6 separate regions of the Homo sapiens genome follow, and all the other regions are linked to region 5. The links are chromatin loops, found by intact Hi-C in ENCODE. Cell type or tissue: heart right ventricle. All regions are shown on one strand.

Evidence for each region. Peaks named below come from ENCODE experiments on the same cell type or tissue, not always from the same donor. Only the 100,000 strongest peaks of a DNase experiment are listed, where the experiment ranks them.
Region 1: it touches region 5 in a loop (4-fold over the local background); 25 of 110 quality-filtered maps call a loop at or near these places.
Region 2: it touches region 5 in a loop (11-fold over the local background); 81 of 110 quality-filtered maps call a loop at or near these places.
Region 3: it touches region 5 in a loop (4-fold over the local background); 34 of 110 quality-filtered maps call a loop at or near these places.
Region 4: it touches region 5 in a loop (7-fold over the local background); 29 of 110 quality-filtered maps call a loop at or near these places.
Region 6: a loop joins it to region 5, with 3 times the contacts of the local background. A loop is called at or near these places in 82 of 110 quality-filtered maps.

What each region holds. Positions count from the first base shown.
Region 1 is chr7:150,565,214-150,570,213 of GRCh38, forward strand. It overlaps GIMAP4 (GTPase, IMAP family member 4), which reads left to right and starts at 2,177. Exons shown (of 3, transcript NM_018326.3): 1 at 2,177-2,224; 2 at 4,675-4,746. The coding sequence starts at 4,689. In heart right ventricle, no CTCF peak of the experiment used is centred here; no DNase peak of the experiment used is centred here; H3K4me3 peaks cover 3,475 bases; H3K27ac peaks cover 3,963 bases.
Region 2 is chr7:150,751,651-150,756,650 of GRCh38, forward strand. No RefSeq gene overlaps it. Among named protein-coding and RNA genes, the nearest start is that of GIMAP5, 17 kb to the left of the region's middle. RefSeq lists silencers at 3,944-3,993, 4,034-4,093. In heart right ventricle, a CTCF peak has its summit at 2,707; a DNase peak (open chromatin) is centred at 4,040; H3K4me3 peaks cover 523 bases; H3K27ac peaks cover 5,000 bases.
Region 3 is chr7:150,736,567-150,741,566 of GRCh38, forward strand. It overlaps GIMAP1-GIMAP5 (GIMAP1-GIMAP5 readthrough), which reads left to right. Exons shown (of 5, transcript NM_001303630.2): 3 at 939-1,142; 4 at 4,313-4,361. It overlaps GIMAP5 (GTPase, IMAP family member 5), which reads left to right and starts at 852. Exons shown (of 3, transcript NM_018384.5): 1 at 852-1,142; 2 at 4,313-4,361. The coding sequence starts at 4,319. RefSeq lists an enhancer at 849-928. In heart right ventricle, a CTCF peak has its summit at 2,627; DNase peaks (open chromatin) are centred at 925 and 3,715; H3K4me3 peaks cover 4,539 bases; H3K27ac peaks cover 5,000 bases.
Region 4 is chr7:150,516,872-150,521,871 of GRCh38, forward strand. GIMAP7 (GTPase, IMAP family member 7) reads left to right here. Exons shown (of 2, transcript NM_153236.4): 2 at 3,063-4,202. The coding sequence starts at 3,104. The coding sequence ends at 4,006. Among named protein-coding and RNA genes, the nearest start is that of GIMAP7, 4.5 kb to the left of the region's middle. In heart right ventricle, no CTCF peak of the experiment used is centred here; no DNase peak of the experiment used is centred here; H3K4me3 peaks cover 4,807 bases; H3K27ac peaks cover 4,710 bases.
Region 5 is chr7:150,448,800-150,453,799 of GRCh38, forward strand. GIMAP8 (GTPase, IMAP family member 8) reads left to right here and starts at 1,831. Exons shown (of 5, transcript NM_175571.4): 1 at 1,831-2,376. In heart right ventricle, CTCF peaks have their summits at 70 (motif pointing right), 270 and 2,835; DNase peaks (open chromatin) are centred at 62, 2,012, 2,822 and 3,528; H3K4me3 peaks cover 4,816 bases; H3K27ac peaks cover 5,000 bases.
Region 6 is chr7:150,744,556-150,749,555 of GRCh38, forward strand. It overlaps the pseudogene GIMAP3P. Among named protein-coding and RNA genes, the nearest start is that of GIMAP5, 9.6 kb to the left of the region's middle. In heart right ventricle, no CTCF peak of the experiment used is centred here; no DNase peak of the experiment used is centred here; H3K27ac peaks cover 1,543 bases.

The DNA of each region.
Region 1 (5,000 bases), 120 kb after region 5:
AGTGTGACTGAGCATGTCCAGGCTGCTCCTCTGGTATGACAGTCACCAGAAACTGCCAAGCATCCAAGTCCCCACTTTCTCGTGCCTGATGAATGGAAGCCTGAATTGTCCCATATTTAACGTTGGGAGGAGCCTGAAGCATCTCTTTGGAATAATTAACAGGTGGACAAGTCTGAATTTTTAACCGTAATTAACTGGTGGCTGAGTCTGATTTTTACCATAGTTAACGGCAGGTTGTGCAATAACAGGTGCCGCAAACGGCATCTCAGGCTCCCATGCCTGCAGTTCACAAGGCTTAGGTGGGGGTGGCCATTCCGGAGCTTCCCCTGAGGGTGCAGTAGGTTGAACTGTCTCTTTCATATGTTTTTGGAGGTTAGCATACATAACCTCCTGATTCTCCCCCTTTTTTAACTGGAGCTAGATGTTGAGGTGATCAGGCCCAACCCCTTTAATGCCTGCATGATCTCGTTCCCATTCCTGATATTAATAACTTGTATACTGTATGTTTTGCCCCTTTTCTTGATTTATGTAGATAGAGGCTTATCAATTTTATTAATTATTTCCAAAGAATTCATGTTTGATTTTATTGGTTTTCTCTATTTTTTTTTTCTGTTTCAAGATTTCTTCCCTTTAGTATTTCCTTCATCCTCCTTACTTTAGGTTCAATTTGCTGTTCCTTTTCTAAATTTTTAATGTGGTATCACAAATTATTGTTTTCATTTCTGGATCTTTAATGTAGACATTTTTGTCTACACATTGCTTTATTGTTAAAGCATTAGATGAAACGTGGTGCTCACTGCAAATGTAGTCCCTAACAGAGAACTTTCCTACTGCAGTGATCCCTGTAACCTGAATAAAGATTCCCTAAGTAATGATCCAGTGCTTTAATAGTACTAAAAATAAATACTATATTTTGCATCAATTTCTGTAATTAAATAGAATAATATATACCTTCTAGCCAGGTTTAGGCTTCAGAAACAAAATATAATCCTAGTCTTTTAAGGTATCTCAGTTCAGAATCGCGGAGATGCTTTCTCATGCTGCCTGTTCTTTTGGACTTGCCTTCGTTTGCCTGTCAAACCAAGGGACCAAGTGGTCTTTGTTATTTAAGTCATGTTGCTCTGGAATGTAAATTATCCTTACTGTTGGTGCAAGATGTATTCCATTGCCTTGTTCTGCTTTTTAGTGTAGCCATCCTGTGCTTGTATACCCAGGGCCAATCACATTCTATCCTCAAAGAAATGTATGTCTTTCTCTTACAGTTCTCTTTAGAATTATTAGCAATTTTATAATTACTAAAGTGCTATGTAATTCTAAATAAGGTCTCAGCTGTGGGGTATAATGGTAAATTGAGACCCCTTTTACAATGGAAAAATAACTGGTTATAACGGTGAGCTGGGACCCCATTACAATACTCTCAAAGTTTCCATTTTAGTGGTAAGTAGTGTCAGATGTCAGTGTTTAGAATATTTCAGTGGTTCCAGGACCATCTCAGGAGGTGAATTTTGGGCCCATCCTAGTCAGTCCAGTGAAAGTCATTTACTCTCTTTTGCTTCTAGCAGATGACTCATGGACATACCCTGGAAATAAGGACACACTGTGGACTCAGAGGACATACCTGAGGTACTGGGAGAAAGGGGTATGGGGGCTTAGCTGGGAGGCCTGTTGTGCTGAGCAGGGGTTCAGGGGCTCAAGGGTCTTTCAGAATAACTGATAACTCTCTAGTTTTGGCCCAGAAGTTTCTTCCAGAATGTCACAGCATGACCCATGTTTTTTGTCTCACTGCAGAGCCTTTGCAAGGTTCAGTATGGTAGCCACCAGGCATACCAAGCTGAATATTCCTTCTTTCCTTCTGGGGAAAATGCCTGGTGCAAGTTGTTCTGCCTGACTTTGCCTTTTAGAATTCTGACAATGGAGTAGCTATTTAACTTTAAATAAATTGAAACAAAATAAAATTTAAAATTCAGAACTGCAATCACACTCGTCACATTTCAAGCGCTCAGTAGTCACGTGTGGCTAAGGGTCACCATCTTGGACAGCACAGAACAACCCCATCCCTGCAGAAAGTTCTATTAGAGCTGCTGGATGATCAGGTGGGCAGGTCCCTTGCACAAGTAAATCTGGACAGCTCCTCCCCTCACTTCCTCTCTTCTCCTGTTTCTCAACATCCTGGCTTAGTATTGTGTGCAAAATCAGAGAGGGGTGCAAGATCCTGATTTTTCAGGTAAGGGAATAGGGGTGTGTGTGGTGGGGGTCGGGACGAATGTGCGATTTTGGTGAGGAGGGACCTGTATCTTAAATCGTCTGGTAAACATGTTTTCAGACTATATTCTCGCTGGTTCCCGTTTCCTGGCTTTGCTAATTTTAGGCTGTGATCTGTTTTCAAGGCTGAGCCCTACAAATCAATGCCTCTTCCAGAGATTGCTGCTCAGAGGATACTTGTTTTACAAATAAATGTTTCCTCTCGCTGGTTGTGGAATTTATATAGAAACTTTGATTCTTCCAGGGATAAAGTTGGGTGAGCGGACAGAATTAGCTCTGGGGGAGCTGGTGGGAAGAGGAACATTGGGATGTGTAAGGGGCACAGCTCCATATGTGGCCCCACAAAGACTGCACCCAGGTCAGGATTGGAGGCTCTGCAGTCTGAGGTCTTGTTACAGGGTTAACTGTCTGCTCGGAGCTGCCCGTTAGGGAAACTGTCTCCTCAGGGACAGTCCTGGGTTTACTGGGCATTGAGCTCCCCTTTAGCGGGTAGGAGGAGGGAGATGCCACCTGGTGTGACTCTCTACAGTTCAGGAGAAGCTGGATGCTGATGGGTGCTTGTTCCTTAGGCAGAGAGAGGAGAATTCAGCCACCTGAAGTCAGCACCTACAGAAGCACAGTCTCCTGGCTTTGCCTCTGAATTATTAACAGCAGAGCAGCATTAAAGAGCCCACACACTAGAAGGAGGATATGAAGAAACACCCAGAGAATGTCACAAAAACCCAGAATGTCACAGTATTGTTTTCTTCTTGCTGGTGTCCTATCCTCTCTCCTAACACCAGCCACCAAAGCTGATTTTTAAAAAATGCCATGATTTCTCTTGTTTACAAGAAGCTGTTTCCTATACCCTATTCTTGAAGGATAAAGAAATAGTCATTCAAAAGAAATATCTGGCTTTTCACAGTGTTTCATATTTGTTGGCTTCCTATGAGGTGACTCTGTCTTTAACAACTACCATTTTCTGCCTGTTTTGTTCAAAGTCTGCTCCAATAAGAGTTCTTCAAATATCTTTCTCCATTGCAAAATGTTTGTAGGTAGCAATGAAATAAAACATTTAAAATTAATACCATGTTTCTATAACACTACATATTAATTAATAAAGGAATGGATTGTCATTTTCACAGATCAGATGTGGGCTGGACATAATGATCAATCAAAGGCAAGAAGCAGGGAGATTATCCATTTATTTATTTAACAATGATCGATAACCATTCTTTGCCCAGTATTGTGCTTGTCCCCAGGGAATAATGAGAAATACAAGACATATGTGGTCTTCTCATCACAAAGCTTGTAGTATAAGAGGAGACAGTAAAAAAATCAAGCAATTAACTTCCTAAAGTAATACATATTCTGTAAGAAGCCTCTGGGGTGCAGTGGATCATAACAGAGGGTGTTGCTGGTAGACAGTGGTGTTGGGGAAGACTCTCTGGAGAGCCGAGGCCTGCGGGTTGAGCAGGAACAAGCTGGGCACTAGGTTGGAGGGTGAGTGCTCCAAAGAGAAGGAATGATAACTGCAAAGGCCTTGAAGGTGGAAGGAGCCTAGATTTCCAGAACATTGAGGGTAGTGTGGCTCACACATAGGAGAGAGGAGAGAGCTGATCACACAGGGCCTATGGGCCATTCTGAGGACTTCAGTTATTTTGAAACCAATAGTAAGCCACTAGGAAATTTAAACAAGAAAAAATATCAAATTTTAGTTTTAAAAGAACATCTGATTGTAGAGTAGAAAAGGGATTGAAGGGGAGATGATCAATTAGAAGCCTGTTAAGTTGTATACAATTGACAGTGGGTTGTATTAGCACAAAGATGGAGAGAAATGGGTAATTTCGAGTTTTTTGGAAGTGGAATCAATAGGATTTGGTGATGGGCTGATGAGAGAGAGAGGATAAAAGAGTTGTAGATGACCCCAAAGTTCTGCAGGAGCCACGGGGCTAGATGTTGGTGCCATCTGCTGAGCGGGGAGCCAGGAAGGCAGACAGGATGTGGAGGTCAGGGCTTAATTTCGGCCAGGTTCTGTTTGAGATGCCCATGAAATAGCCAAATGGAGTGAGATACAAAAGTTTGGAACTTTTATAAGCTGAGGGAGATATAAAAGTTTGGAACTCTGAGGAGGGTGTAGGCTACAGACCTCATATAAACACATCCAAGCCACGAATCTCTAGATAGAGGGGGGAAGGGGCCAGAACCCCTGTGAGGAAGCACTGGAAGCATTTATGTTTGTGTAAAGAAAAAGGAACAATCTGAAAATGAAACTGAAAATGGAGGGTTGAGGAGACTTTTGGGAAATGGAGCAGGAGAAATCAATGTAGCAAGCTCATGGCAAAAAGAAAGTTGTTGTTGACTACAGGCAGTCAGGGATTCTAGTTGCTTCCATTTCCCTAAAATGACATGGTTATGTTTCTTGATCTACAGGAGTTCAAGCGACAATGGCAGCCCAATACGGCAGTATGAGCTTCAACCCCAGCACACCAGGGGCCAGTTATGGTGAGAGGGCATTCAGTGCTCCCCAGACCAGGCTGCAGGGAGGTTAGCAGGTGGGGGTGGGGGATTTGGGGGGGAATAGGGGTGGGGTTCTCCTGCCTTGCCACCCAGTCCCCATTTGAGCAGGAGAAAAATATTTCCAACCTCTTTTCTCATTTTCTCCTCATTTGACCTGCTCTTTCATCTTTCTTGACCCTCTGCACTTTCTGCCCATGGTGTGGCTAAGCAGCTAAGCAGAAGAGAGATTAAATATCCTC
Region 2 (5,000 bases), 300 kb after region 5:
CAGTGATTACTTTAGCAGGGAAAATAAATTAATAAATAAATAATTTTGGAAACATTTTCATGTAAGTACTAAATGTCAAAACTCACTTTCTATGAGGTAACTATTTAGTAATTTCTTTGTAAGTGGCTCTGAGGATATTTTTAGCACCAGTACTGCCTCCTAGAATCTCTCTGTTCTTTAGCCAGGTCCCAAGGAAGCTAATCTAATCTGGTTGCAAAGTCTGTCCCACAGTACGCACAATTCAAATAAGAGTTATCCACCCACAGCTCTGGTGACACAACTCAAGCCTTGCTTTTACACCCAAGCAAGTGCTGATGTTTTGGATAGAAACCAAAGCACTTTCTGTCATCCTGCAATCCGTGAGAGGGCCCTTCAAACTGAGTGTGATGGTCATTCTTATGTGTCACTTAGCAAGGCCATAGTACCCAATGATCTAACCAAACACTAATCCAGGTGTTGCTGTGAGGGTATTTTGCAGATGTGGTTAATGTGAAGTAACAATTACCTTCCAGAACATAGAGGGAAATCATCCAGGCAGTTGAAAGTCTTAAGACAATAACCGATTTCCCAGAAAAGGAATTCCACCTCAAGACTGCAGTGTCTACTCCTGGCTGAGTGTCCAGCCTGCCCACCTGTACTACAGATTTTGGACATACCAGACCCCGAAATCACATGAGCCAATTTCTAGATATAAATCTCTTAATAGATATATATCTCTTAATAGATATATTCTGTTTCCCTGGAGAAACCTGGCCAATAGTCAAAACTGATTATTGCTACTGATACTCAGAGAAAGAGCAAACCTGAACATAAATCTCATCTTTTTGGCCAGGCGCAGTGGCTCATGCCTGTAATCCCAGCATTTTGGGAGGCCGAGGTGGGTGGATCACCTGAAGACAGGAGATCGAGACCAGCCTGGCCAACATGGTGAAACCCTTTCTCTACTAAAAATACAAAAATTACCCAGGTATGGTGGCGCATGCCTGTAATCCCAGCTACTCAGGAGGCTGAGGTGGGAGAATCGCTTGAACCCAGGAGGCGGAGTTTGCAGTGAGCCGAGATTGCACCACTGCACTCCAGCCTGGGTGACACAGTGAGACTCTGTCTCAAAAAAAAAAAAAAAAAAAAACTCATCTTTCCAAGGATGATTCTTTTCTTTTCAAGAATGATATTGGGGTGGACATTTTTTAAAGATGTGATTGCATGAGGGGGAAGGCAAATGGGAAAACCAACCATTTTTTCACTCCATCTTGCTGCAATGCTGATGGTTTAGAACTCAAGACTCTCTGTTTTCTCATGTGCTGCCCCTGGATTGTCTTGAACGGTGGTCTCCACAGGAGCCGGTAAGGAGGGGCTCCTGAGCATCAGAGGAAAACAGGTGGCACTGGTAGGTGCCTGGAAAGGTGTGTGAGGAGAAGATAAGGCGATGCTGAAAGAGCTGCAGAGGGGTAGGTGGACTTGGAAGCGGATATTCCTACACTGGGGGAGGCCAGGGACCTGGCAAACTTGGCGGTCTTGTAATACCATCTACCCCTTTTAACTACCAGGGAACTAAGATTTCCAGGGTTTCCTAAAGCAGCAGTGACATGAGGCCAAGTCTGCACCCGAGATTGAGGGGGTGAAAGGATATTAAAGGGAGAAGGCAGCTTTTTCAGGTGTTTCAGGGCAAACTGAGTGCCTGTAGGGCCTGAATCTGTGGCTGCCCCTGTGTGCTGAGAGGGATCAGCCCTCCGGGAAAACATGCAGCAAAGCTATTCACGTGCTGTGTTTGGCCAAGAGATTGGTGGCGGGCCATTTCCTCCGAGAAGGAGAACCTGAAATTGCTACTGTCTCGGAATCCAGCCTGAACAGAAAGAGAAGTGAAAAGGGTGCTTCTCAGAAACATCAGGATTGTTCTCATTTGCCTCAATTATTTTATTGAGGAGTTTTTCCTCTCCAGTCACAGTGCTATCCCTCTAGCCCAAACCACCACTACAGAGAACCCCACCCAAGTGCCACACCAGCCCTCTGGACAGCACTATCATCGCTCCCCTCCAAAAAAAAAAAAAAAAAGCCTATTCTGGGCTGGCCATCAACTCACCTCACTCATCTTATATCCATCAATCCTTCCATTAATTCATTTTAAAATGGTATTAAATGTCTCACACATGGAATATGGTTGGACCAGTTTAACCTGTCCAGGCACAGTGGCTAATGCCTGTAATCCCAGCACTTTAGGAGGGAGGCCGAGACTGGAGGATCACCTGAGCCCAGGAGTTCAAGACCAGCCCTGGCCACATGGTAAAACCCCATCTCTACCAAAAAAAAAAAAAAAAATTAGCCTGGCACAGTGGTTCATGCCTATAGTCTCAGCGACTAAGGAGGCTGATGTAGGAGGATCACTTGAACCCAGGAGGCCAAAGTTGCAGTGAGTCATGATTGTGTCACTGCACTCCAGCCTGGGTGACAGAGTGAGACCCTGTCTCAAAAAGAAAGAAAGAAAAAGAAAGGAAGGAAGGAAGGAAGGAGGGAAGGAAAGGAAGGAAGGAAGGAAGGAAGGAAGGAAGGAAGGAAGGAAGGAAGGAAGGAAGGAAGGAAGGGGAGCAGCTCATGCCTCAAACTGGGAGAGCATCATCTCTAAGCTAATGAGAGTAAAGAATGGTTCCCTCCACTATGAGGGACATGGTGGAGAAGGGGAAGGTGGAGACCCCCACTGGAAAAACTGTGAAATGCTCTGAAACTAGTGGTTGACCTTGGACAGATTATCTTACTCTCATTTGCCAAAAGTAGCAATAATATTCTCTCTACTTCCCTCACTGGAGTTTCCAAAAGATAAATGGCATGCTGATTAGAAAAACATAACGTGCAGTTGTGAGGATCTGCCAGTTAGAGGGTTATGAGTCAGGGTAACTGCCTAGTAATAAAGCCCTTGCCATCTATGACTTCATTCTTGTGGACAGTGGAGTTTTAACTACTTCTATATATATATATAAACCACACTAAGCCAAGAATTTACTAACAGGGAAAATTATTGGGGCAAAAGGTGAGGAGTATAGGGGAACTCTCAGTATTTTTCATTCCCATTTTTCTGTAACTCTAAAACTGCTTTGAAAAATATATACATAAACGTAACTGTATATATATACATACAGTTATATATATATTTATATATTATATATTTATATATATTATATATACATATATATATAATATATATATATATATATATATATATATAACTGCAGATCATCTTGAGTCCTATTCCTGAAATCTTTCTCCCCTCTTTAAGATGGAAACTACTTCCATCAAGTGGAGTGGTATAGTCAACAACAAAAGGCAATGGGAATAAAATGAGATTGAAATCAAAAGATGAATTTTCAGCCTGTCCTTCAAAGACTATCCCCTACCTTCTGTGGAAGACCAGGGTGGGGGAAGGATGTTCAGGTGATCTTTCCTTGCCCTGCAATTTGTGGGGAAGCCATATGTGTACCCACATAGAGGGTGCAGCAGCCACTATGTGCATATATGAAAATGCTCTTGCACAAACACAAGAAATGAGCTCATCAGTATCACCATAGGGGTACCATCTGAGCTCATTCTATTCCAGACTTTAGGTTCTTAAAAATATAATATCAGTCATATTTTCAGTTAGCACATATCTGGGACTTTAGGGTATATGATTTTTTCTCCTAATTCAGGAATAAAGAAACTGAGGTTTAGAAAGATCAAGTGTCTTGTCCACGCTGGCACAGACTGTTACTGGTAGAACTGGGGGGTCGGGGTGGGGGAGAGAAGAGAAAATGAAAGAAAACAAAACAAGCCTTGTTATCTGCCAGGTCCTGGAATTTCTTGCAAGGTCTACAGATGGCCTAGGAGCAACCCTCCCTCTCCTAGGCAGTCTCTCTCACTGTCTTATAGGCTCTTTATAAAAACACAAGAGCAATGAGACATGATGAACCTGGCCACAAATTTGGTCTGCTAGAGAGAGAGAGAGAGAGAGAGAGAGGGACCATATCCCTGGGGACAGGAAAATAACAATGTGTGTGGGTTTCCGTACAAAGCCGCCCTCAGAGGGTGACTCAAGGCCCTGAGAGACAGCCAGGGTAAGAAGCTGTTTGTAAAACAGCTCTGCTTCCTTTTTCCCACCACACCTCTGTGATGCTTTTGTGCAAAACAAACTTTTTACCAGAATTAGCAGGAGCACTGAGACCCGGAAAAGCCACTAAACATCTGAATATGGCTGCATCCCAGGGAAGGCCAACAGCTGCCTGTTACTGGCCCAGGCTGGACATATACACATCTCCCAGCCACCATCTGCAGTGCGCCATAAAGAGAGTTTCTTATTTTTGTTGTTTTTTTTTTTGAGAAATGGGGTCTCCCTATGTTGCCCAGGCTAGTCTTGAACTCCTGAGCTCAAGTGATACACCTGCTTCAGCCTCCCAAAGTGCTGGGATTATAGGCATGAGCCTGGCCAAGAGAGTTTCCTATATTGAATTCTAGATGGCAGTGAGGACTGAACCCAAGGGCACTCTCCAGGTTCCACTGCACAAGGAGCAGGCATCTTTCTTGAAACATTTTATGGCTCCCTCTTACTTCTGCCAAATGCCCTGCCCTCAGGTTACCTGTGCTCTGACCTGAGGGGGAGGCAAGGCTTAGGAGATTTCCCCACCCAGGAGGATTTCATTTCCGCAGGGACCAGGAAGACATCTGACCCCATTCATGATGTGATTTAGCCAAAGTGACAAGCCCTTGACAAGTTAACAAGGGGCTCGGGAGAAGGGAAGAGGGTGGCCCCGGTCATGCTGGGAGCCTCTGTGTTGTGGTGGTGGGTGCAGGGGGAGTGGGCAGAGCTCCTCTCTGGGGACTTTCTCAGGTGAATGAGGCAGAGCTTGATCAGTTACTTGCACATTTGCATTTAGATGGATTCAGTTTTTAAAGAAATTATAAGCCAGAGAGTGAGATACAGGTGACTCCTGATTCTTTGATTTAGTTTGGAGAGGAGGGCGGTTCTAACGCAGATA
Region 3 (5,000 bases), 290 kb after region 5:
TCAATAATAAAATTGTTTTCTTTCTCTTCTGCCTCTGTGGAGAGGTTTTCTGGGCTAGCAGGAGATTGTTTAAAATTGTTTTCCCATCAAGTCTTAGACAATTGTTACCATATGACTGTAAGCCCCACTTCAAATGTCAACAGAAAAGGATATGGGGATTCTCTGGGCCATGACGGCCCTCCGCCTAAGTCCCACTGTGTTCTCCATCGCATAATTGCCTTATGTCCACTGCCCTAACCTTAAATGGCAATCAGGTTTATGTCCACTGCCCTAACCTTAAATGGCAATCAGGTTTATGTCCACTGCTCTAGCCTTAAATGGCAATCAATTCAAAAATAGAGGTTCTATCACCCTGCTTTCAACCCTTACCAGATAAACTGACACGTAGACTCCACAATGTCCCCACAGGGTGGGCTCCATCACGTGCCAGACAGCTTACCAGGGTCAGTCACGAGCCCAGAGTCAAACCCTGCAAGGGCTTGTTCTGGTCCTCTTTGGACCAGAGTGCCTTTCTGATCCTGGTTAGCAGAAACTTTCCAGAAGCAGAGCCTGTGAGAAGGGGCCCAAGAGTGCTGGGAGGAGAAGGTGCCCCGGTGATGGGTGCTGAGGGCAGCAGCTGCTGCCCAGAACTTTCCAGTCACTAGGGACCTTTTCTGAACTTGGAAGTGGGAGAGTCTGTAATTCCCTTCATATCTCCTTCTTCCAAATACTGCTTGCTTGAAACAGTCAAAAAAAAAAAAAAAAGGAAATGGGATGGGGCACACTGTCCCAGGGCAGGCTCATGACAGGAAGTGACCCGTTAAGGAAGCAGCACATCGCTGCATTCGGCTGGTTTTCAGGGTCTTGTTCCCAATCAGTTTCCAGCCAACACCAGGGTGTCCTAGTCCGCAGAGGTGTGGGGGACACACTCCATAATCTCTACTTTTCTTTTTGTGCAGCTGAGTCATGGAGCTTTCAGCCCCAGCACATGGCTCCTCCTTAACTGCGTCTGCTCAACCTCCCTCAGCCCTGTGAACAGCATCCCCGCACACAGACGCAGAGCAGGACTCTCTCTGCTGCCACTTCACCTTCCTGAGAGAGGACCAGCGGCCAGAGCCTCAGTGACTGCCACCCTGGAGGACAGGGCACAACAACCGTTTCTGGTAAGGAGAACTGGGTTTATGCTCACAGAGACTTTGGGAATTGAAAGGATCACAGTTTGGTCACAGCTGTTCATTTCTGACATGACCTTGCACAGATCCCCTCACTTCTGGGTTCGCTGGTCAGTAAAACGGGGCAATGGTGATGAGTGTTGCGGGCATCAGCAGGTGCACAGCTGGTGGAGCACAGCCTGAAGAATCTGTGCCTGCACTCACAGCCCAGTCCCAGGACAGCGGGCTTTGCTGCCCCATTGCCCATTACTTAGCCAAGTCGATCTCCATGAAACTCTCAGGGAGTAAGGCTGAACTGATCCTCTCATCAGTGGGACAGATGGGAGAACTGAAGCTCCCAGAGGGTGATAGGCTTTCCCCCATCTCCCCTAGCATGCCGGGGCATTCTTCTCAATTTTACCCTCCTAATTTCTCCTGTCCCAGACCAGCCAGACACGTACCATGTCTCAGACAAGCCTGGGAGCTGAGGATGGATTCTTAGGGCTCCCCAGGGCAAATGTGGGATATTTTCCCACCCCAGGAGCCTCATGTTCCAAACAAGACCCCTGAGTGGACCTTGTCTTGTGACTTTCAACTTCTGAAAACTACCCCATGCTCCCCCAGATGCCCCACATTTTTCCTATGACACCCTGCCGGACGCACACCAAACCGCAAAACACATGATTCCAATACCTGGAAATACATGGGCTGGGGCAGATGGGTGAAGGAGATACTTATGAACAAGGAAGACAAGAAGTGGTTTGATCTTTTCTAAAATAGTATGGAAGAGGCTGCTTTCTTGTAATTTGCTAAAATAAGCTCTTCTCATGGTAAAATCAGGTTCATGCAATTTTCAAATCGGAATGTGCATTTTGTTCATTTGCTTCACCCTTTTCCCTGAGCCAGACCCTCCCACCAGCTTGCCAGAGGCTGCTACTGTCTTGCTTGCACACTGCCTTCCAATCTCTCATGAACTTTGGTCTCTTTTGTGGGACGATTAGTAAAATTTTTCCTTTGGAGAAGACGCCTGTCTTCATTCTCAATTCCTCCACTTTTGTCTGCCCTGTAGACCAACACGTATCACATTCCTTCAAGCCTACGGTGTGTCCACCACGCTCTATTCAGTTCTTTTATAATCTTCTCCATGACTCATTTTAGCATTGCCATCAGTATCCTTTCTGACTCACCTGTGAACACTTTGTTATTTGTGAATATCTGCCAAAAAATGTATTCCTCAATGCAGCCTGATCCACTCAGAAAGCTTGGATTGGGAGAGCTATTGTTGCTGGTCATTGGCTAACATAACATAGTTTGACTGGCTTTTGTGACAGGCAATTGGCTGTTTTAAAAGAAAAGACCTCAATTCAGAGAAACTCCTGCCACCAGCAATTTTATTTTTGAATAACCTTTTATAAGAAATGCACTCAAGATTTTGCAATAAAATTCTGTGTGTTGGTTTTAGGGTAGGCTTCTAGCTGTCCAATTAATTTGTCTCCTGACCAGGGAGTGGCAGCATTGTACACATGTTCCAAGAGGTTTGTTGACTTTTTTGGAAAAGTCTCTTTTTCCACCTGTGGAATCAAGGACAATACACAGCAAAAGGAGCCATTTCCTGATGCTAGCTCCATTGTAAATATGTGACCTTTGGCAGGTCATTTAATGCTCAGTTTCCTTGCATTTTAATAGAAATTTTAAGATCAGTTTTGATCACATCACAGGGAATTTGAGAGAGCAATTAAAATAAGAAGGATGAAATAACTTTGAAAATTATAAATGTATTCACAGAGGCTTATTACAATTATGATGTTCATAATCAATATCATTACCACTGTCATCTTGACCCTTACCACATCATTATGTTGATTCCAAACCTCAGAAAACGTCATCTAAAGTAGAGAGGATGTCAGGGAACTGGTGCTATTTTAGCAAAAGCCAGAAGCATAATTTACCAGAGACGAGAACAGGGTGTGGGAGAGAGGAAAATGTTCTTCTCTGGGCTTAAGAAAAAGAAAGAAAGGAGAGAGGGGAGGGTAAAGAGGAAAGGAGGAAGAAAAGAAAGAAGGGAAAGGGAGGGAGGCAGGAAGCTGTCTTAATACATTCTGATAATATAAAAATAGATTTCTTGACCTAAAGAAGGCCAAGAAAATCCACTGAATGAATAGAAAAATGTGGAAAAGATAGAAATCACAGAAGTTATTAAAAATTGAAGTTTATAAATTACCAAAATAGCAAATAAACCATGAAAACTGTTTTTAATTTAATGATAATCAGTAAAATGTAAGTTTAAGCCAATTAAGACATCCTTATTTATGCCCATAAGGATGACAGGAAATTAAAAGTGTAATATTACTAAGTGCCTGTGAAGATTTGGGGACTTCTTATAAATGGGTGGTGCAAATAGGAGTTAACTCAACTCCCTGGGAGTCATATTTGGCAATAACCAGTCACGTGGAAAATGTACATCCCCAATACTGTTGCACAATGCTGGAAACCCGGAGCAGGCAATGAGTTGTTCTTGAATTCGGCCTGAAGTTGATTCTTTCTCTTCAATCACCTCACTACCTCCTCTCCACCAACCGTCAGGGTGGGAAAGCGGTCATACCGGTCCCCCTATACCATTTCCTCTCACGTCAGTTCTTCGTGTCCCTGATCCCCACTTCCATCCTCCCACTGGACAGTACCTTGTAATTTCCTCTCCGCCGCTGGAATGTCCATTTGACACAAAGACTTTCTGGGACTGGAAGTTTCCACTACTTCAAATAAACCAATCTTATTTACAGCAAGGCAATTTTTTTTTCTCTATTCTGGTAAGTTTGTTACTTTAATTTCAATTTTTTTAATGCCTACTCTTTGTTCCATAGAAGAATGCTTTCTCCATTTCATGCCTTTCTGGTTGGGGGAGATAATCAACTGATTTGCTTCAAAATATTTCCTGATTTTCTGTAAGTTGAGGGGAGGGAAGTAATCGTGCACTATTTTAGCATAACCTAACATCTAACATCACCTGCTTTGTTTAAAGTTATTTACAGATGTTTCAAAGTAAAGTATGAGTTAGAAAATTAGGGATGGAAATGGCTCATTTGAGAATGATTATTCTTAGATGTCTGAATTGAGGTGCCCTCAGGCTCTACCAGCTCCCAAACGTACATCTGCTTTTTATCCTTTTCCTGTTTTTATTCCAGGAGAGAATGGGAGGATTCCAGAGGGGCAAATATGGAACTATGGCTGAAGGTAAGAAAGTCTTGAAGTTCTCAAGAGCCCCAGACACTTGGGAGAATCACAATTCTCTCCCCATCTACCCCCATCTAAAACACAGTGGCAGAAACCCATTCATTTTAAATGAAGAAGATAAAGGCAACTATCATCACGTGTGTGTTATCAAACCATCACACACACACACAGACACACACACACACCATAGTGTGATGCTCTCCCTGCATCAGGTATGTGGGAAATGTGGAAAGGAAACCAAGTCATAGGTTGAAGGGTCTGGAAGCAAATGGTGAATATGTTTTCTCTTTCTTTGTCTGCTGACAGCTCAAAAAGAAAAGGTCCCCATAGGGATTTAGTCATTGTGCTTGCTACAAAACACCACAGAATAACTTAAGAAAACGAAGAACCAACCCAGAGTGGGAGAAATAAAATAATAGATTTTTAAGAGCCTAAAATGCACTTCGAATTCATTTGGGCTCTAGAAATCCACAGGTTCTCCCCTCTTCGTGCCTGAAGATTTTCGCTCCTGCCACAGTGTCACCCTCTCCAACACCACTTCTGCTATAATTTTGTGTGCTTCAATCAGCCACATAGATGAGCTTTTCAACACACATGCTTCTATTGAGCTTATCTTCCACCTTTTTGAGCCATCCACCC
Region 4 (5,000 bases), 68 kb after region 5:
GGAATACTTCATAGATGCTATCCTAAACTTCTATTAGAAGGCACATATGTTTGAATGCCTCTCTTTTTGTGATGTTAGCAGATGTTAATGATTGTCTAGAATGAATTTGTTTCATTAAAAGTTACCAAAAGATGATATTCTATCATTCTTTATTTATTTATTAGATGGAATAGTCATACACAAAGGAACTTTCATTCAGTGATTCTTTCATTTTTGTGAGATATAGTTAAAAGATGAGATGTATGAAAGACAAAATAAATGCTTCTTTCCCTTTAGTTGTCAATGTTCAGAATGATGAGTCACTTTCTTAGCATACTCCAAAGGGAGCAATTAACTTCTTTCAGGAAGATGGTGTTGTTATCAACTACTGGATTTCAATATATTTGGTATATTTTAATCCATTGGAATAATCTTTATTAATGATGCTCAAATTATTCCATCTTTGTCCAGTTGGAACCTCTTTAAGGTAGCTTCCAAGCCCTTCTGATAAAACTAAGTAATTTTTTATAGCATCCCTACTTTCTAGTATGAAAGATGTTGTAGGCTAAACTTGTATGTTTACTGGCCCAGACCTGGAATCAGTACTTTTTCCTAGTAGTCCTAATTTCTTTTGTGGGAAATACCATTTGAAGATCACAATCTGGGCATTAAGTGCACTCACTGCTACTTGGCTGACCATGGTTTATGCCTTTTAGATGGACTTCAAAACAGTACACACACACACACATACACACACACACACAGTGAAATTATTAATACTACATTTTCAAGCCTTTCAGGACAAATCTTTGTGTGGTTCATCCTTGACACAAGATACAGTTAGGTTTATTTGTTCCGTTTCTTTTAACTTTTACTGGTGTTTTAAAATATAATTTTTATTGTATAATTATGTAAACTATTTAAATGTTCTCAAGATCAAATTTGCAAAAACAAAGGATATTCAAAGAAGTCTAATGACCATTTTCTGTTCCTGTCCCTTGTACCTTGTTTCTCTCATCTTCATATAAATAATTCTTTTGTTTAGTTTTCAAATGGTTCTGCCATTGCTTTTTCACATGCACATAAAAATTATTTATATATATAAAACTAATATTCCTTCTTCTTATATAAATGATAGTAAACTATACATTATTTTCTTCACTTGGCTTTTTTTCACTTAGCAGTATATCACAGAGATCTCTTCATACTGGTATATAGATATATTTCTCATTCCTTTTTGCAGTTGGATTGTACTTTTCTGTATGAATATTCCTTAGTTTATTCAACTGGTCCCCACTGATGGGCATCATTCCTTTCTGTATTTTTGTCAGTGCAGCTCTGGGATAAATCCTAAAATCGGGATTGATAATCAAAGAGTAAATGCATGTGTAATTTTTCAAGGTATTGCCACCTTCTCCTCTATAGGTGTTAGGTTGTTTTCCCCTTCACACTAGTCATGCAAGAAATTATCTGTTTTCCCCATACCTTTACCACCAGATTATGCTGGGAAATGGATTTTTGCCATACCTATAGTAGAGAAATAGTGATCTCTGAGAATTTTTTATTTTTTCTATGTTTTTAATTATTTTTCTCTATTGTGAATGAACTTGGATATCTTTTTATGTATTCAAGGATAATTTATATATTTTTTTCTTTGGCCGTGGGTTCATATCTTGCCCGATTTTCTATCAAGTCATTGGTCTTTTGTTTCTTTACTTTTAGCTATTCTTCATACAGTAGGAAAAGTAGCCCTCTTTGAGATAAATCGGAAAAAATGTTTTCCTAGTTTGATATTTGTGTTTTAATTTGCCTATGGTGTTGTATGCCTTACATAATTTTTTGGATTTTTGTGTAATCAAACTTATCAGTCTTTTCCTTATACTATTTTAAATCTTAGTTATTAACATCCTCCCCACTCCCAGGTTACAAAAAATTTACCCGTGTTTCTCTTATTATTTATATGGGATAGTTTTTGCATTCAAATTTCTGATCTATTTGGAATTTGTATGATATGAGGAATTGGAGGCAATTTTATCTTTAAAATTGCATCCAATTATATGGTGGTATAGTTATTTCAGTGTTGCTAATAAAAGTGTCCATCATCTTTCCCATTGGTATGAGGTGTTGCTTCACAGAATGTAAGTTAATGTAATTGAATGGAATATAAATGAACATAAAATGAGCAATGGCCTATTTGTGAATTCTCTGTTTCTGTTTCATGGCCTGTCTCTATTCACTCACCAATATCACACTGCTTTAATTATAGAGATTATAATATTTAATTGTCTGGTAGAGCTAGTCTTCCCCTGTTCTTCTTTTCCTTGATTGTCTAGGCTAACTTGCATTTTCCTTCATCTGAATGAACTTTATAATCAACTATTTTAGTTCCAGAAAAAAAGATGACAAAATTGAAAAAATTATATTTGTATAAAATCATGTTAAAGAAATAGATATTTTTTCTGTTCTACAAACTACCGTAAACATGAATCAGTGTTAAATTTGGCCAAATATCTTTCCTGCATCTAGCTAATTTTCTTCTTAACCTATTAACGGGATGTGTTGTAACAATCAACATTCTCATATTGACCCACCATAGTATTTCTGAAATAAATCACACTTAATCACAGTCTATTATTTATTAGTGTCTAATAATTTATTTAGGATTTGTATATTAGTATTCACAAATGAGACACATCTTTAGTTTTCTTTATTGATGAAATATTTGTCAGCCTTTGGAATCAATATACTTGCTTCATAGAAAAAAAAAGTAACTTTTTCCTTCTTTTTATATGGCCAGGAGCAGTTTTAGGTAGCTTTGAGATCATCAGATCTTAAAAGGTTTAATAGAATTCACCTGTGAAACCATCTATACCTGGTACTACTTTGTGGGGAAACTCTTTAACTGCTTTCTCTATTATTTCTTCCATATTAATCGGACTATTTCATTTCTGTCTTTACTGTGATTAATATGGATAATAGGATATTACAAATTTTCAGGAAGAAAGAGAAAGCAGAAAAGAAGGTTGGGAATGGATCTCACTTACTAAAACTGGCTTTTTTTCCCCTATCTTCCCCTCCTTAAGGTCTTGTACGTGCCTAAGTTCTAGAGCCTCCTGACGTGAGCATGGCTGAGAGTGAGGACCGCTCCCTGAGGATCGTTCTGGTAGGGAAAACTGGAAGTGGGAAAAGTGCAACAGCGAACACCATCCTTGGAGAGGAAATCTTTGATTCTAGAATTGCTGCCCAAGCTGTTACCAAGAACTGTCAAAAAGCATCCCGGGAATGGCAGGGGAGAGACCTTCTTGTTGTAGACACTCCAGGGCTCTTTGACACCAAGGAGAGCCTGGACACCACCTGCAAGGAAATCAGCCGCTGCATCATCTCCTCCTGCCCAGGGCCCCATGCTATTGTCCTAGTTCTGCTGCTGGGCCGCTACACAGAGGAGGAGCAGAAAACCGTTGCATTGATCAAGGCTGTCTTTGGGAAGTCAGCCATGAAGCACATGGTCATCTTGTTCACTCGCAAAGAAGAGTTGGAGGGCCAGAGCTTCCATGACTTCATAGCAGATGCGGATGTGGGCCTAAAAAGCATCGTCAAGGAGTGCGGGAACCGCTGCTGTGCCTTTAGCAACAGCAAGAAAACCAGTAAGGCAGAGAAGGAAAGTCAAGTGCAGGAGTTGGTGGAGCTGATAGAGAAAATGGTGCAGTGCAACGAAGGGGCTTACTTTTCTGATGACATATACAAGGACACAGAGGAAAGGCTGAAACAACGGGAAGAGGTTTTGAGGAAAATCTACACTGACCAATTAAATGAAGAAATTAAACTAGTAGAAGAGGATAAGCATAAATCAGAGGAAGAAAAGGAGAAAGAAATTAAATTACTAAAATTAAAATATGATGAAAAAATAAAAAATATAAGGGAAGAAGCTGAGAGAAATATATTTAAAGATGTTTTTAATAGGATTTGGAAGATGCTTTCAGAAATATGGCATAGGTTTTTGTCGAAATGTAAGTTTTATTCTTCCTAATTTACTGTGATTTGTTAATGGATGAATTGTATTTTGCAAAGATAGTTAGAGAAATACCTCCTTCCCCTTAGCTTTATTAAGGTATCATTGATAAATAAAAATAAAATATGTTTAATGTATATAATGTGATTTTTAAATATATATATATATATACACACATTGTGAAATAATGAAATAAAGGTAATTAACACATCTAGCACCTCTCGGTTACTATTTTCTTTGGTGTGGTGAGAACATTTAAGGTCTACTCTCTTAGCAAATTGCAAAAATGCAATACAGTATTATTAAGTATAGTCATCATGCTGTATGTTAGATCTCCAGAGGAGGTTATTCATCCTGCATAACTAAAGTTTTGTACCCTTTGACCAACATTTCCCCATTTCCCCCAACACCCAGTCCCTGGCAATCAACATTCTATTCTTTGCTTCTGTGCATTCTACTTTATCAAATTCCACATGTAAGTGAGATCAAGCAGTGCCTGTCTTTCTGTGCTTAGCTTACTTTACTTAGCATACTGTCCTCTGGGTTCATCGATATTGTTGCAAACGACAAGATTTACTTCTTTTTCAAGGTTGAATAATGTTCCTTTATTAATGGAATGTTAATAATGCACTGCATTTTCTTTATTCATTCATCTGTCCATGGACGCACTTGGGTTATTTCCATATCTTGGCTATTGTGAATAATGTTGCAGTGAGCCTGGGAGTGCAGATATTTCTATAATAATGCTCATTGCAGCATTATTCACAATGGATAAAAATATATTTCAGTGGAATATATATGTAGTCGTTTATAAGCCACCTAGTTTATGGTATTTTTATAGCAGCCCAAATGGACTAATACCTAAAGGAAATGAAATATATCTTTATCCACTGGAATATATATATATATATATTCAGTGGAATGTGTATATTCAGGGGTCTCTCTTCAGCCTCTTTTATGAGGGCATTAATTTCATTTCTGGAGCTTCTGCCCCCATGACCTAATCACTTCC
Region 5 (5,000 bases):
GCTGAGTCAGGGCTCTCGGCCCGCTGGGGAGCATTTTGCTGCACTTGTCATTAGCCACAAAGCCACTAGGGGGCAGGGAGCCCCCATCCTGCCTCAGATCGGTGCCAAACCAGAACCCGGCAGCCTGCCTTCTGCACGGAAATCAATTCTCTAGGAGCTGATTTGCTGAAAGATCATTTTGCAAAATGGTCAACTCAGCAAATAATCGACTTGCTGAATCTTTGAGGAGTTATTTGCAGCTTCAGTTTTACTTAGAGCAATCCCTGGATGCTTAATATTTCATTTAAGAATGAGTGAGCCTTTTCTTCTCTATTTTGGGGAAACAGTTTCTTGCTGAGCCTCTGCCTCTGTTAGTACCCCAGCGGGGATGAACTGCAGTACCTGGCTTCGGGTTTTTGTCTTTTCATTATAATGAGTTGGTTTTATGTGCGTTGACCTACTGTAAAGGAAGGGTGGGGTTCTTCCAAAATAGATCCTCTTTCAATGAGGAGACAGGTAGAGTGGGACATGGGAAGGGCTTTGTCAGCTTTCCCCATCAAGATGTGTCCTGTGTGTCCCCAAAGCTCTTCTTGAGCCATCCCAGCATAACCAGGGTTTCCCTCAGGTTCATAACAAGGTAGAGCAGTCCTCAAGGCTGGCGCATGAAGACCAGTCCAGGGGGAGGGTGGATCCCTCGGGATGTGATAGGCTGACAGCAGCTCCCCAAAGCCTGTGGTTTTGACTACTGTAGAGACTTCATATCTGAAGCATGCCCCTCTACTTCAGCCACCCCCACTGCTCCTCCTTCTGCGGGGTCCCTTTGGAAAGCTTAGCACCACCTCAGACATTTGGAAAACTAACTTGAGCTCCAGTCCCTCGAGGCCCTAGCCTCTGCATCCTGTGAAGAGGGCCCTGCTGTGCAGAGCGCAGAGGGTCCCGCACTCACTTGGATGAACCTCTAGGGCATTCTGCTCAGTCTCAGGAGGGCAGACACTGTGGGACTCCACTCACATGAGTATCTGACGTTGCCAAAAATCATAGAAACAGGCCGGGTGTGGTGGCTCACACCTGTAATCCCAGCGCTTTGGGAGGCTGAGGCAGGTGGATCACTTGAGGTCAGGAGTTCAAGACCAGCCTGGCCAACATGGTGAAACCCCGTTTCTACTAAAAATACAAATATTAGCCGTGTGTGGTGGCGGGAACCTGTAATCCCAGCTACTCGGGAGGCTGGGGCAGGAGAATTGCTTGAACTCGGGAGGTGGAGGTTGCAGTGAGCCGAGATCACACCATTGCACTCCAGCCTGGGCGACAGAGCAAGACTCTGTCTCAAAAAAAAAAAAAAAATCATAGAAACGGAAAGTAGAACGGTGGTTACCCGGGCTGGGGTTCGGGGAGGTGAGTTGGGGTGTAATGGGGAGAGTTTGGGTGCTGCAGGATGAAAAGTCCTGCAGATCTGGCACACAACCATGTGAATGTACTTTCTACTGTGGGCTATACACTTAGAAATGGTTAGGATGGTACTATTAATGTTACATCATTTTTACCCTAGTAAACATTTTTTAAGAAGTCTTCCTCCGTGTTTGACTTCCTTATGAAGTAGAGACCAGGTAGTTTGGACACTATGTTCTTTCACAAAAGGGATTTCATTTTGTGAAATATTTGAAAGCATCGAAGTCTAGCATTTCACGTTTTGCAAGCTGGGGAAAAGCATTCATTCCCTGAGAAGCAGCGTTGGTCTGTCAGGCTTGGAGTTCCCCGGGTTGTGGGTTTTAGGGAAGGGAAGGGAAGCGAGGAAGGACTTGTGAGAGGAAGTCCTAAAGGCCACTTAAGGGCACACAGAGGCCCGGAGCTGGCTTTGCTCAGAGCTTGTAGCGGCGCCACAATCTCTGTCCTCTCAGGAACAGGAACTGGCTTGACGTCCTTTTCCTGCCCTATCCAAGCCCCTGTTCTTGCAGCCCTTCTGAAGCTCAGCCTGGCACCGGCCCCGGCGCCCCAGCCCCTGGCCAAGCCTCTGCTGTCATTTCTCCTCCCTCCTCTCAGTCTGCAGCTGCGGGACGGGCCGGGCTCCTCAGTTTCTGCTGTGTTGTGACCCCACGAGGCGCTCAGCACCCAGGGAAGGCGCGTGTGTCCCCGATGCTGGCTCCTCCCTGAGCCCCGACGGCTCTCGAGGTTCTGAGCCTGTGGCCTGCACAGGGAACTTCCTCTCCGACTGCATTTATGCCTCTGTGGATGTGAAGGCTATTTCTAGAAATCTCTTCCTTTGCAGAAACACCCGAAACCCTCCTGCCAGGAAGACCAGGGCCTGGGAAGAGGGTCGCTCTCCGGCCATTCTCCCCTCACCCTCCTCACCTTCCTCACATCCTGTGCCCTGGGGGACCAGCAGCTGCTTCCACCCAGGTGAGAGATGGAGGGATAGAGCCAGGTGGATTGCGGAGCCTCGGAGACTGTGGGACGCCGTGGGACCCCATGGGACACGACCGCAGTGCATGTGTGACATGTGCACTCGTGTGTAGATGTGTGTGCACTGGTGCATGGCTGTGGGGGAGGATGGGCTTGGCACCGGGAAGGCAGCCTGCTCAGCCATGGGAGAGGAGGCTGGGTTGAATGGCAGGGTTGAATGGCAGAGTTGAATGGCAGGGGCCCTGGGAAGCTTTCCTCCTGGTCCAAAGCGTGTCTCCCCAGCCTGCTGGGGAGTAGATTCGGCAGGATGGGGACAGAGGCATATTCCCAGACATCTATGAGAGTGGCTGTCCTAAAAGAAGGCGTGTCGGGGAGTGGGTGTGAGCCCTGAAGAGGAGGAGGGCTGAGACTGGCAGAAGGGAGGAAGAAGCAGGCGGAAGCAGCCGGTCAGATGCCCCATGAAGCTAGATGGTGCCGCAGAGCAGCCCCCAGGAGGAAGCCAGCGGAGCTCCTCCCGCAAAGCAGGGGGTGGGGGATGCTGATTTTTCCACGTCTGCTTTTCTGATCTTTCCTGCCCCTTGCACAGTTAGGATTCTGTGAACTGGGCATTGGAGGGATTGGAGGGGTCAAGACCTTACCAAAAGCAATATTTCTGATTTCACCTACATTTCAGCCAACCTGGTCCTCAGCAGTTAACCTCTTCCCTTCCTCTTGATGGTTGCCCTGCTGGGCTGGGTCTAAGGTCTTCCCCACGCTGGGCTCTGGAGGCATCTCCAACCACCCTGCTCTGTAAGTGGGAACTGCGATTAGATGTGGGATGAATCCCCGCATGGCTGGATGCTGTGCTCAGATGCCTGAGTCCACGTTTGCCTTGGGCTGTTTCCTGAGAAGGAGGCAGAGGCTGCCTTTACAGTCTTCAGTGAATTATAGGAAGAACGCTCTCTTTTTCTCTCAGTTGCTCTGCTGGGGTCTCCAGAGTGGCCTGGGAAATTGAGCAGAGGGAAATGTGGGCTGGCAGAGCGTGAGTGAGGGTGAGTTTGGGTACCTTTTTGTCCTTAAGTGCACTTTCTACATGTTGGGGTGAAGTGCTACTGGCTGGGAAGCTGTATGTGTGGTAGGAGTGTGCATGTGCGTGTGTGTATGTGGGTGTGTGTGTGTAGGTCCTGACATCATGTGGAGCTGCAGGCAGGAGTCCAGCCAAGACTCATTGGTTTGGTCATACTCTGCTGGGGAACCATGCAAGGCTGTGTCGCTTAATTGGGAAAGAAATTTCTTTCTTCTTCAGACCTGTGGGAGGCCTCTGCTTCCTTCAGCTTGCTGTTTTCTCACTAGTGTCTTTTTTTCTTAAATTAATTTACAGAGACATCTCACTTCACTTGCATATATATGTGTGTGTGTATGTATATATGTATATATATGTATATATGTATGTATATATGTATATATGTGTATATATGTATATATATGTGTGTATATGTGTGTGTGTGTGTGTGTGAGATATATATATATATATATATATATATATATATATACATGCGAGTGGAACTACAGGCACCCACCACCATGCCTGGCTAATTTTTGTACTTTTAATAAAGACGGGGATTTCATCATGTTGACCAGGCTGGTCTCAAACTCCTGATCTCGAGGGATCTACCTGCCTTGGCCTCTGAAAGTGTTGGGGTTACAGGCGTGAGCCACTGCGCCCGGCCTCCCTCTCAGTTCTAAAAACCGTTTTTCTTCTTTTCTTCACATTTCTGTCTCTCCTGTGATCGTTCATTCCTTTACCTCCACGTATTGGGCATATACTACATGCCAGGCACAATGTTAGGGCCTGGGGACACAGAACAAAACAGGCATGTTTGGAGTTTCAGCACATGCTGTTATGGAGCTTTGTACCAAGGGTAGTACAGAGAACATTTAGACATTTAAAAATAAAATTAATAAATAATTATAAAATATAAATAATATCAGATAGAATCAATGTTATGAAGAAAATTGAGGAGAGAGAGGAGATAGGGCATTAGTGTGAGAGCTTCTCTCCATAGGGTGTATCTGGGTGAAAGATGCTCTTAGAAGATCCCCGGTGCTGATTAGGTTTGAACCCACCGGAAATATTTTTCCCCTGGTGGACCGGTTCTGAGGTTCTGAGGTGTCTGAAGCTGCGGTGGGCTCTGCCCCGTGCCGTGCAGCCATCCAGATGATTCCAGAGAGAGGCCTCTGCCAAGGCCCTTGTGGGCTTTGCCTCGCCCTTTTCGAAAGTGGGCCCTGCCACTGCCTTTACTACCTCCCTGGGTCATTCCCTGCAGTGCAGCCTCTCCCCTGAGTGCCACAGACCCCATTTTTTGAAAAGGTATGAACCACCAAATTGCTGCACAGAAAAAGGGCTTTCCCACTCTTCACTTTCTTCGGCGTATCTGCTGCATTTTGCTTGTTCTTCAAGTCAATAACCATCAACTCAGAAACAAGTATTTATCAGATACTTTCTTTATGTTGTAGATACAGTGGTGAGAAAAACAGAGCAAGTCCTTATTCTCATGGAACTCACCTGTAGTGGTGGCAGACTAAAAAGCACTAAGCAACTAAATGCAGATGTGAAGGGTGACAGTAGTGGGTGTTGGGTA
Region 6 (5,000 bases), 300 kb after region 5:
GCTGGAGTGCAGGTGCTGATTTCCTCCGAATGTTATCCCTGTCCCCAGGCTTATACTTATACAACCCAGCTGCCACCTGATTTTCCCAAGACACACCAACCTGCTCAGAAGCCTCCAGGGAGGATTCCAGAAGGCACCCTTGAATCCTAAGAATGAGGCCCAGACCCCCCCTCCCCACCCAGCCCCAGTCCCCTGTGCACCCCTCCTCCCATGTGCTGACTCCCATCCCCTTCCTTAATCACGTGTCCCTCAGCCTCCAGTGACTTCCCCAAGAGGCAAGGATGTTCCCAGTCAGCTTAGCATCACCCTGTCTAGGAAGCTGCTGCAGAGCCTGCCGTGGTCTCCTTCTTGCTGACATTGCTTCCAAAAGAAACCTTCTCCTACAGCCCCACTTTTATGTGCTTTCATCCCTCCACCCCACTACCCCTCCTGGGGAGCAGAAGCCTGTTATTTTTTATCTTACACTCCTGGTGCCAGGCATTGACCCTGACCCTCAGTACTCACATCATAAATGTCTGTGAAGCTGGACTGAATTAAGTAAGTCAAGCTCAGTTGGAGCAGTTTGGGAACAATGAATTGAGGAGGTGGTCCTCAGTCTGAGAACTCAGGGTTCCCAGGGTTTGGGGAGCTGGCACACAACATACTCCCTGCACATGTTTGGAATCAGTTCTGTGCCAGACGATGCAGGAGTCAGTGCCATGGAGCCAGACGTGGAGCTTCATTGCCAGCAGCAGTGCTGGAGGATGCTGCTAAGGGGCATCACAGCTGAGCACCTCAGACTCACCCCAGAGTAGTCACTTGCCCATCCAGCCATGGCCTGTCCGGGATGGCTGCAGGTCTCCCTTACCGAACACAAAGAAGAAGGTGTGGTGGAGGGACCCAGGGACTTCCTCTTCATCTGATTACCTGTTTCCACTGAATTCCCGATCTGCCCATACTTGAGCCCCATGTCTGCCTTCTTCTCTTTGCTGCTTGAGATGGGGAACACCACCCTTTCCTCAAATTCCCATGGACATCACACGTCACTGTCCTGGATGGTACTGAGTTTCGGGTTAGAGATATCGCATTGCAGTTCAGCCCAGCCAACAATGGGAAATCAGTGAAACAAATGACAGCCCTCGGCCCAAATCTGGCCCACCACCTGTTTTGTACAGCTGTGAGCTAAGAAGGGTGTTTACATTTCCAAATGGTTGAAAAAATCAGAAGAAAAATAACATTTCATCTTCACACATGAAAACTGCATGAAATTCAGAATTCAGTGCTCATGAAGTTCTAGGGGACACAGCCTTGCACACCACTTACAATCTTATCCATAGTGGCCTTTGTCTATGCGGCAAAGGTGAGATAAGTAGCTGGGACATCTACCATATAGTCTGCTGAGCCCAGGTTTTCTGCTCTCTGGTCTTAAAACTCCTACTCCAGGACATCCCAGGTCCTGCATTTCCCAGCTGCTCTCCTTGCTTTCCCCAAGGCAGGCCCCAGCCGGCCACGGCAACCCCTTGCTCTCTTTCCTTCAAGTCCAGCCCCTTCTCCTCCAGCCTTCTCCATACCTACAGGGTCCCCTGCTTGGTTCAGCAGATGGATCTCACCATCCTTGCTCTCTGAGGTGGGGGCAGGGCATCACCTTTTCAGCCTGCAAATAAATCTGAGCATATCTATGAATAAAGTAAGGAATTCTGCCAGCAGCTTTTCACATAGCACATTTCTCCCCTGGACATCAGGAATGCAGAAAGCAGGGCCCAGGGTGAGACATTCTCAGAGCATCGTAGCCAAGCACCTTTCTTCCTGCAAGCCCCCAAATATTCCATAGCTGTACCCAGCCAGTTTATGATTTACACTCACAACTTAAAAAAAAAATAAAAAAGAACTCGTTTTTCGTTCTTTTTTTCTTTTTTTTTCTTTTTCTTTTTTTTTTTTTTTTTTTGAGACAGAATCTCTGTTGCCCAGGCTGGAGTGCAGTGGCTCGATCTCGGCTCACTACAAACTCCACCTCATGGTTCAACTGATTTTCCAGCTAATTTTTGTATTTTTAGTAGAGACAGGGTTTCACCATGTTGGCCAGGTTGGTCTTGAACTCCTGACCTCAAGTGATCCACCCACTTTGGCCTCCCAAAGTGCTAGGATTACAGGAGTGAGCCACCACACCCAGCCAATATTTTATTTATCTAAAAGCACTGGATGGAAAATTGATGATATGTCTGATGCAAGGAAGATAAATTGGGAGTGAAATTCTGTAAAAAGCAAGCAAAGTGCTGTACACACATAAACAGAGATGGCAACTCTGGGAAAGAAAAAAGGCAGGCTGTAGAAATCACCTAAAATGCTCAGTGTCCACAAGTGATACAAAAGTTCATTAAAATGGTAAGAACAATCAAACCACATGTAATAAAAAGGCAGACATGACAACCTAAGAAAGCATCTAGTGTTTGACGCTGAGGAGCACCTTGCATGGCCAGTTACTCTCATCCTCCCTCAGCTCTCACCTCTGCTTCTCCACCTACTGTTCCACCTTGGCCAGGTACTGCCTGTAGTCTTCTTGGCAGGCCCCAGCCCTGCCTCTCTGGAGCAGCTGGGCATCCAGGAAGAGGTTATTGCTGTAGAAGGAGCCCTCTCGCTCCCTCCCCAGCCTCTCGATCGCAGCCAGGAGCTCTGCCTGCTGCTGCCTCTGCTCCTCCCCGGCAGCCCGGTTGTTGAAGGCACAGTACCTTCTCTCACATTCCTGCACCAGGTCCTTCAGGCTGAGGTTGTCCATGTTTGCTACATAGTCATCCAGGGCCTGGCTCCCTAAGTCCCCTTTGTGGGTGAAGAGGATGACCACATGTCTCATGACCCTGCCCCAAAAACCTCCTTCACCTTCCTGATGGCCACTGTGTCCTGAGCAGTGAAACGCCCAGCTGGATCACCAGAAGCAGCACATGGGGCCCGAGGGCAGAGAGCAGGTAGCAGTCCCCGATGTTCTTGTACAGCTCTTGAGTCTGGACCTTGGACTCAAAGATGGAGAGCGTGTCGACCACCAGGACTTTCCTCCCATTCCATGTTCCTGTCTCCACCTGGCATGTCCTGGTTACTGACTGGGCCCCCAGCTTGCACTCAAACACAGGCTGGCCAAGGATGCTGTTCCCTGTGGTGCTTTTCCCACAGCCTGTTTTGCCCACCAGGAGGATCAGCAGCAGCAGTGATCCTGGAGCCAACCTGCCTTCTCCTCAGCCTGTGAGAGCGGGTGAAGAGTGAGGGTATAAAAACTGCATTCTGAGGAGGAGGTGCCAAAAGACAGAAGGCAAAGGCATCCAGAGGCACTGGCACCCTGGGTCAGTGAGGACCCCATAGCCCCGCTCCCATCACCTGACCCCAAGTACAGAGAATAGAGGGACTCACACAGTGTTTGTGGGATTACCCAGCTGGCCAGAGCTCCAGGGCTCTTTCCCTTTGGGACTGCTGAGCTCTGCCCCTTTCTGGCCTTCCCTCGATGCACTTCCCACCCTGAGGGCCTGGGCTGGGGCTGGCAGGAGGCCGTTTCCTCGGCCACTGCAAGGTCTGTCTCATGTTTTCTTCCTCTCCCATCCCTGGCTCATCTCGATTTTTCACGATCACAGAGTTTTATTTGGAAAATCTTGTCCTCACTGAAAAGAAGATGGCAGCTAACAGCTTAATATGCTGTATTTCTGGGGGGGAAATGTGTTTTCCTTGTCGTAGGTGAATATAGTCTTGTGCCTTTCACTGCCAGGTGGGAAGTTTGCCCCCGAGTTCTGATTCTACAACCCTTGATCTTTGTAAGAACTTCACCAAGTGCAGTTCCCTTGCCTGTGCAGAAGGTACCTTCTCCACCCATTCGAAGCCCTTCTATTTTGTCCTAGAGGGGAAACCATACATGGATTGTTCACACTGGAGGCGGATGTGATATCCAACACAAAGCATCACATTTTACAGATGAGGAAATTGGGGCAAGAAAAGAAAACCCTGCTGAGGTCACACATTACTTAAGGGATGAGCTGAGACTAACACCAGGTCTGCTGACTTCAGATATTCTCAGCAGTAGCCTGGACTTCCTGCTGAAGAACATACAGACAGCCCCAAAATGCACCACATGCTTGCATTTCCCAGCACCTGTATTTAACATACAGACAGCTCCAAAATGCACCACATGCCTACGTTTCCCAGCACCTATTTAACATACAGGCAGCTCCAAAATGCACCACATGCCTGCGTTTCCCAGCACCTGTATTTAGCTAATGGGAGGCAGTGAATGGAAGGCAGGGAAGGCTGATGGATGCTGTCCACTCAGATCAAGAAAGTCAGCAGTTATTTCCAACTGAACATCTGGCTGTCATGGGTTCTTGTCCACTTTTAGGGTCTCAGGGCTGGTACCCAAACTAAAGTGTGCCCGGCAAAGCATCCACTTTCAATAAACTCACAAAAGAAATTCTCCCCTACGTTTCCATGGTGATGGTGGTACAAAGGGTGACCAACCATCCTGGTTGGCCCAGGTCTGAGAGGATTCCCTGATTGAAGGACTTTCAGTGCTGAACTGGGAAAGTCCCAGACACACCAGGATGGGTTGTTTACCCCAAGAGTAGGAGATTGTCATGGGTCCAGGTTAGGGGTGGGGAGTAGGGGCGTGTACATCCAGTAATTGGAGAGAAGAACTGATTTGTCGGGCTCAGATCAATGCCTTATGCTGCAGAGGAGGATGGGTGCTTCCCTATTCCTACCTCAAACAGACTCGGACCTCGCTACCCCAGGGGCACTTCTCATCAAGCCCCCTCACCTCCTTGCATTGTTCCCTCCATACCTTTCCTTCTACCTCCTACGTCCAGTGCTCGGGTAGAAAATCCACCCAGGCCCCACAGAAGAATAACTTCTCAGGCTTCGCTACTATGAAAAACCCATACAACCCATTCCAGAGCAACATGAGGACCTTGCTGTGTGCAAAGTTTCAGTGAGTTGCCTTGTAACAGGCTCAAGGCATTAATGCTAAAAAGTGAGTCTCTAATTGCAGAATT